2 separate regions of the Homo sapiens genome follow, and region 2 is linked to region 1. The links are chromatin loops, found by intact Hi-C in ENCODE. Cell type or tissue: PC-3. All regions are shown on one strand.

Region 1 (5,000 bases):
ACGTCTGGCTTGGGAGACAGAGCAAGACTCTGTCTCAAAAAAAAAAAAAAAATAGATTGAGCACATTAGTTTCTTTGGGGCAAGCAAATTAACCTATAATGAGTTATCTAGCTCTATCAGGAGCCCTAATTTTTCTCAGGAGAAAGCAATTATATCAAGAAAATTGTGTTATTCTCAGATGCTCAGTCTCTATTTGCTAATTCAAAAATCAGATTCTCTGCCGTCCCTCTTTAATGTCTAGATGGAAATTGCCTTGCTTGTTTTTGCATTGATAACATGAGTATTTCCTAACATCTATAGTCATGAGGGCATTGAAAAGAGTGTAAATGAAATCCTTATTCAGAATCCGTTATTTCATTACTTCTTAATAACACAATACCTTTTGTAGCACTTAATTTATAGAGGAGGTTATCTTCAAGTTCTTTCATCTTCCGCTTATTAAAAGTAACATCCTCCAAAAGTTTAACCCTCTCAGCCTCTAACTCCTGTCATTAAAAAACAAAAAATAACATTGGAACTATAATTACCAGTTATTACAGTAAACCCAACTCACTAGTGTTTATTAACAATTTTAAAAGTTTAAAGCAAAGTACCTTTTGAATGGCAGAAGAAATTACTATCATTAGCCAAATCTATCTATCCATATTTTTGTTTCTGTGGAAATTTTTTTAAAATTATGCCTACTGTCATTAAGGTTCCACAGCACTTATACTGGCAGGCACCAGACAATTCTGCTAAATAATTTTGCCCAATTACCCCAAGCTCTCTTGCCAGCTTTAAGTTTATAAATAGCATGTCCCATTCTCTTGGCCCTGTTCCCACACTGCTTCTGTAAGAAATGCTATCTTTATTTGCAGTCAGAACAAGTAGAAACAAAAAGGCAATAATACCAAGAAACCAAGGGGCTACCCAGATTAAATGTGAGCTCTTGGCCTGGTTCCTATGGGAGCACCAGGTACCTGGTTTGGCACAGCCGATTGCCAATACAAACCCATTTTCCATTTTATTTGTATCTCCTTCTACAGAGGGCAAACTTGAATGTTTACAGGAGTTTTTTTCTTCTTACATAAAATGATATATTTTTAAAATTATATTTTGAAAAAATTTCAAGCATTCAAAAAGTTGCAAGCCTAATACAAGGAACTTTCATATAGCCTTCACTTAGATTCACCAAATCACATTTTGCTTTATCACTATATCTCTATAGAATACATAATGTTGTCATTATTGTTATTGTTGTTATCATTATTATTACTGCTGAATCACTCGTGGATGTCATGTCCTTTTACCCCTAAACACTTTAGCAAATCTCTGAAGAACCAGGTCATTCTTTTACATAAGTGTAGCCCAATATTCAAATTCAGGAAATTTAACACTGATACTGATGTGTCAGTATCACTGATACTCTCACTAAACACAGAGTCTACATTGAAATCTCAATAATCTCAATAATATTCCTTACAACATTTTTCTTCTGATTTTATACAGAATCACATGCTGCACTTAGAATTACGTTAAAAGAAGGTGTTTTAAAACTTATTTGGGAAGGTTTCTGGGAAAATTGCTTCAGAAATTTCATCATTTTCAAAAAGTCTTCCTGAACCAGTCAATCAAAAGCCATGGCACAGCCTTCATCTGTACATCTAATGTAGTTTGTTTTGTTTTTTGTTTTTTTGTGATTTTTTTCTGTGCGTGTTTTTTGTTTTGTTTTGTTTTGTTTTTTTGAGATGGAGTCTCCCTCTGACACCCAGGCTAGGATACAGTGGTGTGATCTCGGCTCACTGCAACCTCTGCCGCCCAGGTTCAAGCAATTCTCCTGCCTCAGACTCCCGAGTAGCTGGGACTACAGGCGTGCACCACCACGCCTGGCTAATTTTTGTATTTTTAGTAGAGACGGGGTTTCACCGTGTTGGCCAGGCTGGTCTCAAACTCTTGACCTCAGGTAATCCACCTGCCTCAACCTTCCAAAGTGCTAGGAATACAGGGGTGAGCCACCACGCCTGGCCTCTAATATAGTTTGTATCACAATCTATCAGTAGATTATTTCCCTCCAACTACGGTTTATGCATCTAGAAAACAGATACATAAGCTTTCCTATTCATTTTTGTATTATTGACAGTACTTATCTTGTGGCTTTGTAAAGAAGAAACTCAACCCAATAAATATTTGTCAAACTGAAATGTGCTGAATTTAGTCCAATTTCTTTATTTTACATTTGGAAAAGCCAAGGACCCAGAAATATGAACTCTGAATAACAAGGGTATTAGGCCGGTCTCTGCCAGTAACTAGCTGTGTGTTAAAACAGCCTAATACCCTTGTCCTCCAACTCCAAGACTAGTGTTATTGCCATTGTACTTACAGGGTGGCAGGAGTTGATGGGGCGATAAAGAGCATTGCTGTATTTGCAGGGAAATAACCAGTTAGTCATTTTCATTAAAATGGTCACCCCTGGGTGGCAGTATAGGAATACATGGACAAAATGAAATCATATTAGCTTCCTTTTCTGGATATGGAAAAACAGATATCATAGCACAGTGGACTCTTGCTAAACTTCATAGCAGGACCTGTAAACCTTATCTAGGAGGCTTGGCAGGCTGCAAAGTCCATGTGCTGTTACAGACCGAGACCCTTATTTTCTTTGGTCTCCATTTGCTCATCTGTAAAAATATGGGTATAATAGTAGGATTGTTAGGAGGGTTAAATATAATGTTTAGAATACCCTCCTGCATATTAAATGTGCATTTTTTTCTCCAGCAAGGTTGCTATGAGCATCTTAGCACATCTCTTGAAGAGGAAGCTAGGGAATAAGAAGAGTGGGTGTGGGGAGCCCTGGGGACCTTTAGACAGTGGAGTTGCTTGACTTCTGGAGGTTAGTGCAGCCTGCATGGGGGATCTAGACCAGCGAGGAATCATCTCAAAATAAACCCACAGCACCAATTAGACCACAAGGGACTAACTGTCAACAGTTAACAGCATGTGATCCTGAGAGGCGATGGAAACAGTGAATTGCCGGGCCAGGGCCATCTCCGCCTGGCTGTGGAAGAGGAACGGGATCCCTTCCTGGACTGCATAAGCCCCAGGTTTGTTGGAAACCAAGATCAAACAACTAAGAGAGTCAAAGCTGAGACTGTGCCCTTTTCACTCCACCAGACCAGCCACCTTTCAAGGGCCTGTGCCTGTGGTAACTGTCTATGAGCCAGGTAGGATGTTGCCTTTCACTGAGTCTACTTCTTTGGTGTCTGTGTCATTTCCCTCTCCCTTCTTGGATGTCTCTCCTGTGTTTGGGACCCTGGATTCACATCTCCTCTTTTCCCTCCTCTGTCTGTTTTCCTCCCTTGTCATTCTTTTTCTCACCCATCCACTTCATGCCTTGCTGCTCTTATTATTTCTAACCTTGCCTTTGTCTTGAATCTTTAATTCTAAAATTAATTACTTTATCATATTTTATGCAAATGTACTTTATAATGCAGATACATAAAATATTTTATGCAATTATATTTTATGCATAAAACAATGTTTTCTGAGCTTCAACTTAAAAATTAGTTTAATCTTGTATCAGTCTCTTAAAATCTTCCAGTCCTAAGTTGTTCTTTGTTTTATTAGAACCCTCAGTTAGACATAATTTCCCTGCTTTAGTGCAGGAAAATTTAATTAAAAATAAAGGTATGGCTCCCTATATCATTAGATTATTGGACTGTAGTAGTTGAAACTACTACAGTGGAAAGAAGAGCCATTCAGAGGAATTTCTTTTTCTCTCAATCATTGTTTTATTGATGTTTTCAGGTGTCCCCAAGACAAGGACTATACATAAGAGAGTCAGTACACCTAGAAGTTTAAAGACAGAAGTAGAAAGAGACGGGTGTGTGTGTGTGTGTGTGTGTGTGTGTGTGTGTTTCAGGCTGGATGAGAAGATGAGTTACATGATTTCTTGACAGGAATTAAGGCTGCAAAAGAAATACTTATGTTAACAAGGATAAATATGGTTTTTAAATTTTTTTTTCTTTTTCACATACTTAGCAATTTCTCAATACATTTTAAGCATGTATTATAAGCAGAAATTCTTTACCTTGAGAGAGAGATTACCTGTTTCTCTGTTAGAATGACTCTCCTTAGTAACTGATTCTCAAGTCCTTTCATTGTAACAGTGAAATCAATGACTGACGTTTTAGCATTAATCTCTGGGGTAAAGGCAGGATTTGGTAACTTCGTAGTAATGTAAAGTTTAAATGTATCCATGATATCACATTCCTTATCACCGACTTTCACCTACATAAATTCACATATAAAATTAAAAACAGCTTAAAGGGCAGGGAAAGGAACTTGGGTTCAATTTAGAAAAGAATTTACCTGTCAGTGCTGTGACGCTTCAATAAATTGGGAAGGAAAGTTACAAAATTTTAATCACTGATCTTAAATAATAAAGCCTATTCAATTTAGAATAATTTAGAATTGTAGTCCTGCCTGGTGATGTTTTTAGCAATGATACCAAGCAAATCAAATGAAAAAGTTATCCAAAACAAACGGTGAATAAAGGAAAACTTAGACATATCTAAGATTTGACTTTAACATTTTAGCAAGTACTTATCACTCCCATCAATTGTTTGTAGTACAGGAGCCGCTATTTTTTCTCCAGTTAAGAAAATTGTTTCCTACTGTGGAAATTTGATGTGTTTATAGGAAATTTTGTTTTTTGAATTTCATAGGTATATCTGAAGCATATTTGACAACAGAAAAAGTTAATGTAATTTTCAAAGGAAAAACGCCAACTTTTTTCAAAAAGGTAACATTTATCTTCAACACTACTATTTGCAGCATGTTGAAAAAACAATTGGTTTTTGCTATCTAAAAATCAGGTGGCAATCATAGAATTTTTAAATGACTTAAATCTCTGGTTAATCTTAATTCTGCCCGTGACCGAAAACATCACTAAGGCCACCATCACATTCTAAGGCATTATGCCTTCACATTGCAGATAAAAATCTAGGATCTTTTAAAAGACC
Region 2 (5,000 bases), 120 kb after region 1:
CCCTAGAACTAAAATAAAATAAAATAAAATAAAATAAAACAAAATAAAATAAAATAAAAAAGAAACCAGTTTCTTTCTATACAGGAAGTGTCAAAAAAATGTTCATAACATTTTGGGTCACTATCATATCATATTCATAACTACTTAAGTGACGAATTTATGTTTACCTTAAGTTTATCCAACCTACTATCATGCAGAAAGTAAAATTAGTGCTAAGGTTTATTTTAATTTTTAACTTAAGATCATCATAGTAGAAAAGTGATTTAAAAATCCTTTTCACCCACCACCCAAAGCCAGGAAAAAATGCCTGCACGTTATGTTTAAGATGAAACATACTATTTTTTAAATGCAAAAGGTATCAAACATATAAAATAATTTAAAAATCTATATGCTATCAAATCCAAAAAGGATCAGTAAGATCATTGACTAATTTTACATTCTTACTTTCTTCCTTCTTCAGCAGTTTTCCTGTGTTTTGATGGGTCACGTCAGTAGTGGTGGGGCTGGGAATGACAGACTTGATGGGACGGATTTGCTGTTGCCCCCAGTGAGCCACTCCTCTGCTGACCTCCAGGGTTAACTGGATCATACGGTTAATGGCTTGTTGAATGTCATCCAAACTAGGAATCATCACCTGTGGAAAGAAGAAACAAATGTGTAATACTGCCGGCACATACAGTCCATCCCTCAATTTTCACCACCTCCATTCCCCACTGAGTGGGGCAAGCCTCGGCTGGCCCAGTGCAAGGCTGATTTGAGGGGGAGAATGATAGAGGAAGATGGGGAGGATGCAGATTTTCTCTATCCTGAAGTTTTCCCGCTATCGATTCCTGCAAGCCTCATTACACCACGAGCTAATGCGGACGTAACTTTTTAATAACAGATAGAAATGACATTTTGATTTTGTTAAAAAGGTCAAACTAGTACTTGTCATCCTTTTCCCCATGAGGGTGGCAGAATGCAGTGGGAAATTACAGACTATGTGTTAGAGATCTATGAAACAAAGTAACTGAAGAAGCTACACCACCAAGATTCTGACCTCAGTTCTTTGAAATGTGCCAAATAAGCTAAGAAGGTATCCTTCAGGAGGTCAGACCATGTAAAGGTGGTTTTAGGTGAGTCACGGACCGTTTCTGCCTGGCCTTATCCTTTGACCCATCGCAGAATGCAGCTCAGCCATCCCATGTGGCTTGGAGTTCCAGATGCCCATCAGCAGCTGGGGTAGTTGTAAAGATAAGTGCCATGGGAAGACACGGGTGATTCAGATGCTCAGGGCACAGGCTCTTTTTGTCTTTCTCTTCTGCCATCCTTACCTTAGTGCGTTGCCTCACAGTCATGTGTTTGAGGTAGGGATCTGGACAACTGTGATGATTTTATTTAGATAATTTAATGTCTGAAGTAAGAAAAAGCAAGGCAATTTGTAGGGTGCTTGCTAACTGCTGGCAGAACAGATGCCTAACTCAATTCTTTCACGAGTCCTTCAATACATCATGAGCTAATACAGAAGTAACTTTTTTTTTTTTGACAGAGTCTTGCTCTGTCGCCCAGGCTGGAGTGCAGTGGCATGATCTCAGCTCACTGCAACCTCCACCTCCCAGGTTCAAGCAATTCTCCTGCCTCAGCCTCCCAAGTAGCTGGGACTACAGGCACCTACCACCACAACTGGCTAATTTTTGTATTTTTAGTGGAGACGGGGTTTCACCATGTTGGCCAGGATGGTCTCAAACTCCTGACGTCAGGTGCTCCACCCGCCTTGGCCTCCCAAAGTGTTGGGATTACAGGCGTGAGCCACTGCACCCATCCCAGAAGTAGCTTTTTCATAACAGATATAAATGACATTTCCAATTTGTTAAATAGTGAGGGAAAGTGAAAAAAGACATAGGACCAAAATGTTACCTAAATGAAAGCTCAGTTCTAGTACTATACTTCTTAAGCACCTTATCAAATTATCAGTGTATTTAATAATACTTACCACATTAGGAATTGCAAGATGTACTTCACTTTTTATAAAGGAAATAATATCTTCTGACTGCTTTCGCCCATAAAGGCTGCAATGAGATGGACATTTAGCTGATGAACCTTACCCTAAAATTTCATTGTTAGTTTATTATGCTACAAAATTCAGTCCGAACAATAAAGATCATTTTTAAAAGGCCAAATTACACAAAGAGAATATTACTTATAACAGAACCCTAAATTGCAGAGAACTAAGAAAATACAATGACCCAATAGTCTTAGAAGTAAAATAGTAATCTCATATACATTTTCTACTATTTTAATGTTGTTCTTTCTCAGTAATAACCTTTAACAATGTTTACTAAAGGCATTCTTTGTTCCCAGCCCTGCAACAGATACAAGATGAGATCACCAGCATATACTTTTATATGCTTCTTTATCTATATTTTCACAAGATTAAACAGGAAGTTTCTGGTCCATGCTTTCCAAAAACCGCGTTGTTAAACAATATCACTCATGCACAGACAGCAGCACAGACGCCTGAGTCCAGTTATGAAGGACACATGCAGAGCTGCAAATTAGTCTGGCTAGCATAGCTCCCTCTGTCTTAACCTCCACCCCTATCCCAGGCAAAATTATAATAAATGTAAACTGTCCATTCTCTTTTTCTCTGGGAGTGCAAGAAATACCGTCATTACTGAAAACTTACACCTCCATTTCTAAATACAAGCAGATGGGGGGTGGGAGGGGATCACAAGAAACATAGAGGCCACAGTTCAAAAGTGAAGACCCAACTTTTAGCACTCAGGGCCAATGGTTCCCAGATAAACGTATTATTGGAAAGGACTGAACAAAAAGAAAGCAAGCAAACAAAACCCCTCAATTCATAGTGTCCCAGTGAAATTCAAGATGTTGCAATAAAATTAGTGTGGGCATTGATTCAAAGTGTGTAATTTGAGAATAAGAAAGAGTTTTCATAAAGTATAAAGGAACAGTTGAATAATAAAGGCAGTGAACAGTGCACTAGATCATTTGGTACCTTATATAGCAAATTAGAGAATCAGCTGAAGGTATTCTCCAAAATTTCAGGTGCAAAATACAAAGAGAGAGAAAATACTTAGAGAAAAGGTAAGAATAAGTAACATTTATTGAATGTTTTAATGTATGCCAGCCACTTTCCATAGATTACCAGTTCATGTTCACATTAATTCTGTGAGGCAGACCCTACGATTATTATTCTTTCCATATTGTAGATAAGGAAACCAAGGTAGGGAGAGGCTAAGTAATTTCCAGAGAGTCACTCCGCTCAGAGATGCTTACTACCTAGATACGGCACGTGAATACTGTGTAGATATGGGAAATTAAAGCAAAGCACTCCTTTAACCTTAAGAATAGGCTTTTTTTTTTCATCTTCAAGAGATTCTCTAGGTGCCTGACAGGATTAATGGGGGGAAATCCACCTGCATCTAAACATACAATTTGTGAATTTCAAGAATAAAAGAGAAATCCTGTCAGCATCAAAACAAATACAAGTTGTTAGTTGGAAAGGAAAATCGGATTCGCAGCAGAACTCTCCTCTAAAAACTGAAACCAAAGAAGCCAATGGAGCAGCCTCTGTAGAGCGTGACAGAAAGGGATTCTGATCCCAGAAGACCAAGCTAGCGTTCGTGTGTGGGCATAAGAGAAAGACATTTTAGACAAGTAAGGGTTTTTAGTACTATCCTCATGTATGCCTCCTCAAAAATTGCTAAATTGCCGCAGAACTTGTAAATCAATGTAGCATAGTGAGTTCATACTTCAAAAAAGCTTCTTTTTGCCAAACTCATCACAATCATGGATGGGAGATAAAGGACATGAGAATGCTCAAATACAAGGTAAGCATCTCCATGAAGTAGAAATGGAGAGAAACTCAAGGACAGCCTAGCCAGGGTTCCGGGCTGGAAAGAGGCAGTGACCGTGGGGAGGTTGGCTCTGGTGGAATATAGAGGATGGACAGGACTCAATGAGGGATGGGGCCTCGGCCAGCCTCACTACTTAAGGCCAAAAACTAAGATGATGCTCTCCCATCTGTCTTGCAGATGATGCTGCAAGACAAAATGCGTCAACTTACTTCCTGCAGCTATGGCTTTTCCAGGAGATGCAGACCTGGGGCAAAAGAAGCACATCCACAAATTCCCTGATAAGTAACTAAGTTAGGCTACCCGTGTGCTCCCTAGCCAAACCTGCCATACCCCCAGTATCTCTCCAGGGGCCAGTAACTGTGAAGAAATAAGACCTGGTTCTGTACTCAGGGTTCCAAGTGTCATTTAGAGGCAAAAGTGAAACTCATAGATAGGGAGAGAGAGAAGGAAAAAGAAACACAAAAACAAAGCTCTCGCTCAAAGAGAGCCTGCACATTAAAACCCAAGTATGCGTGAATATGTCTAAGGGTAAGAAAGAGAGCTAACGAAATCCAAAAACGAAACAGAAACTCACTCTAGATAAAAATTAATGTCCAGATAACAAGCTCTAAAGTAAGGGAAAATGTTCAGTGATATATGAAGACTCTTCCAAAAAAATAAAAAATTTGCTAAACTAAAAAGGCAGAAATAATACCATATCTGGAGGATAAGGAAAAAGTATTTTTTCTTGAAATATTTAAGATGCCACAGATGACAAAATCTTTAGAATAGATACAGAGATACTGCCCATAATGTAGTTCAGAAAGGCAAAAAGATAACATAGATGACAGAGTCATTAGGAGACAACGAGAAGAGAATGAGAAGCCCCAACATATGAAATAACCACATGTCCAGTGTGCCCAGGACAGTTCCAGATTCACTGTGTCCTGGCACCTCATCTGGACAGTGCTCCTTCACTCACAAAAGTTCCATAGTTGGAACAATAAGTTATGTGGTCATTCTACCCAACATTCAATTAATAGGAGTTCCAGAAGAAGACAATGAAAGAATATCCTAGAAGCAATAACTAAAGGGAAAATTGCTGAGGTTTTTTCTAGCATTAAGGAAAGCTATAAACCCTCAAATAGAAAGTGCACTCTGAGA

Evidence for each region. Peaks named below come from ENCODE experiments on the same cell type or tissue, not always from the same donor. Only the 100,000 strongest peaks of a DNase experiment are listed, where the experiment ranks them.
Region 2: it touches region 1 in a loop (6-fold over the local background); 2 of 110 quality-filtered maps call a loop at or near these places.

The regions. Positions count from the first base shown.
Region 1 is chr6:38,931,077-38,936,076 of GRCh38, reverse strand. DNAH8 (dynein axonemal heavy chain 8) reads right to left here. Exons shown (of 93, transcript NM_001206927.2): 76 at 4,084-4,266; 77 at 380-485. All of the region lies in intron 2 of DNAH8-AS1 (DNAH8 antisense RNA 1), which reads left to right. Among named protein-coding and RNA genes, the nearest start is that of DNAH8-AS1, 20 kb to the left of the region's middle. In PC-3, a CTCF peak has its summit at 2,472 (motif pointing right); a DNase peak (open chromatin) is centred at 2,426; H3K27me3 peaks cover 3,853 bases.
Region 2 is chr6:38,811,102-38,816,101 of GRCh38, reverse strand. It overlaps DNAH8 (dynein axonemal heavy chain 8), which reads right to left. Exons shown (of 93, transcript NM_001206927.2): 25 at 1,973-2,048; 26 at 445-634. Among named protein-coding and RNA genes, the nearest start is that of DNAH8, 98 kb to the right of the region's middle. In PC-3, no CTCF peak of the experiment used is centred here; a DNase peak (open chromatin) is centred at 2,421; H3K4me3 peaks cover 1,675 bases; H3K27ac peaks cover 2,216 bases; H3K27me3 peaks cover 825 bases.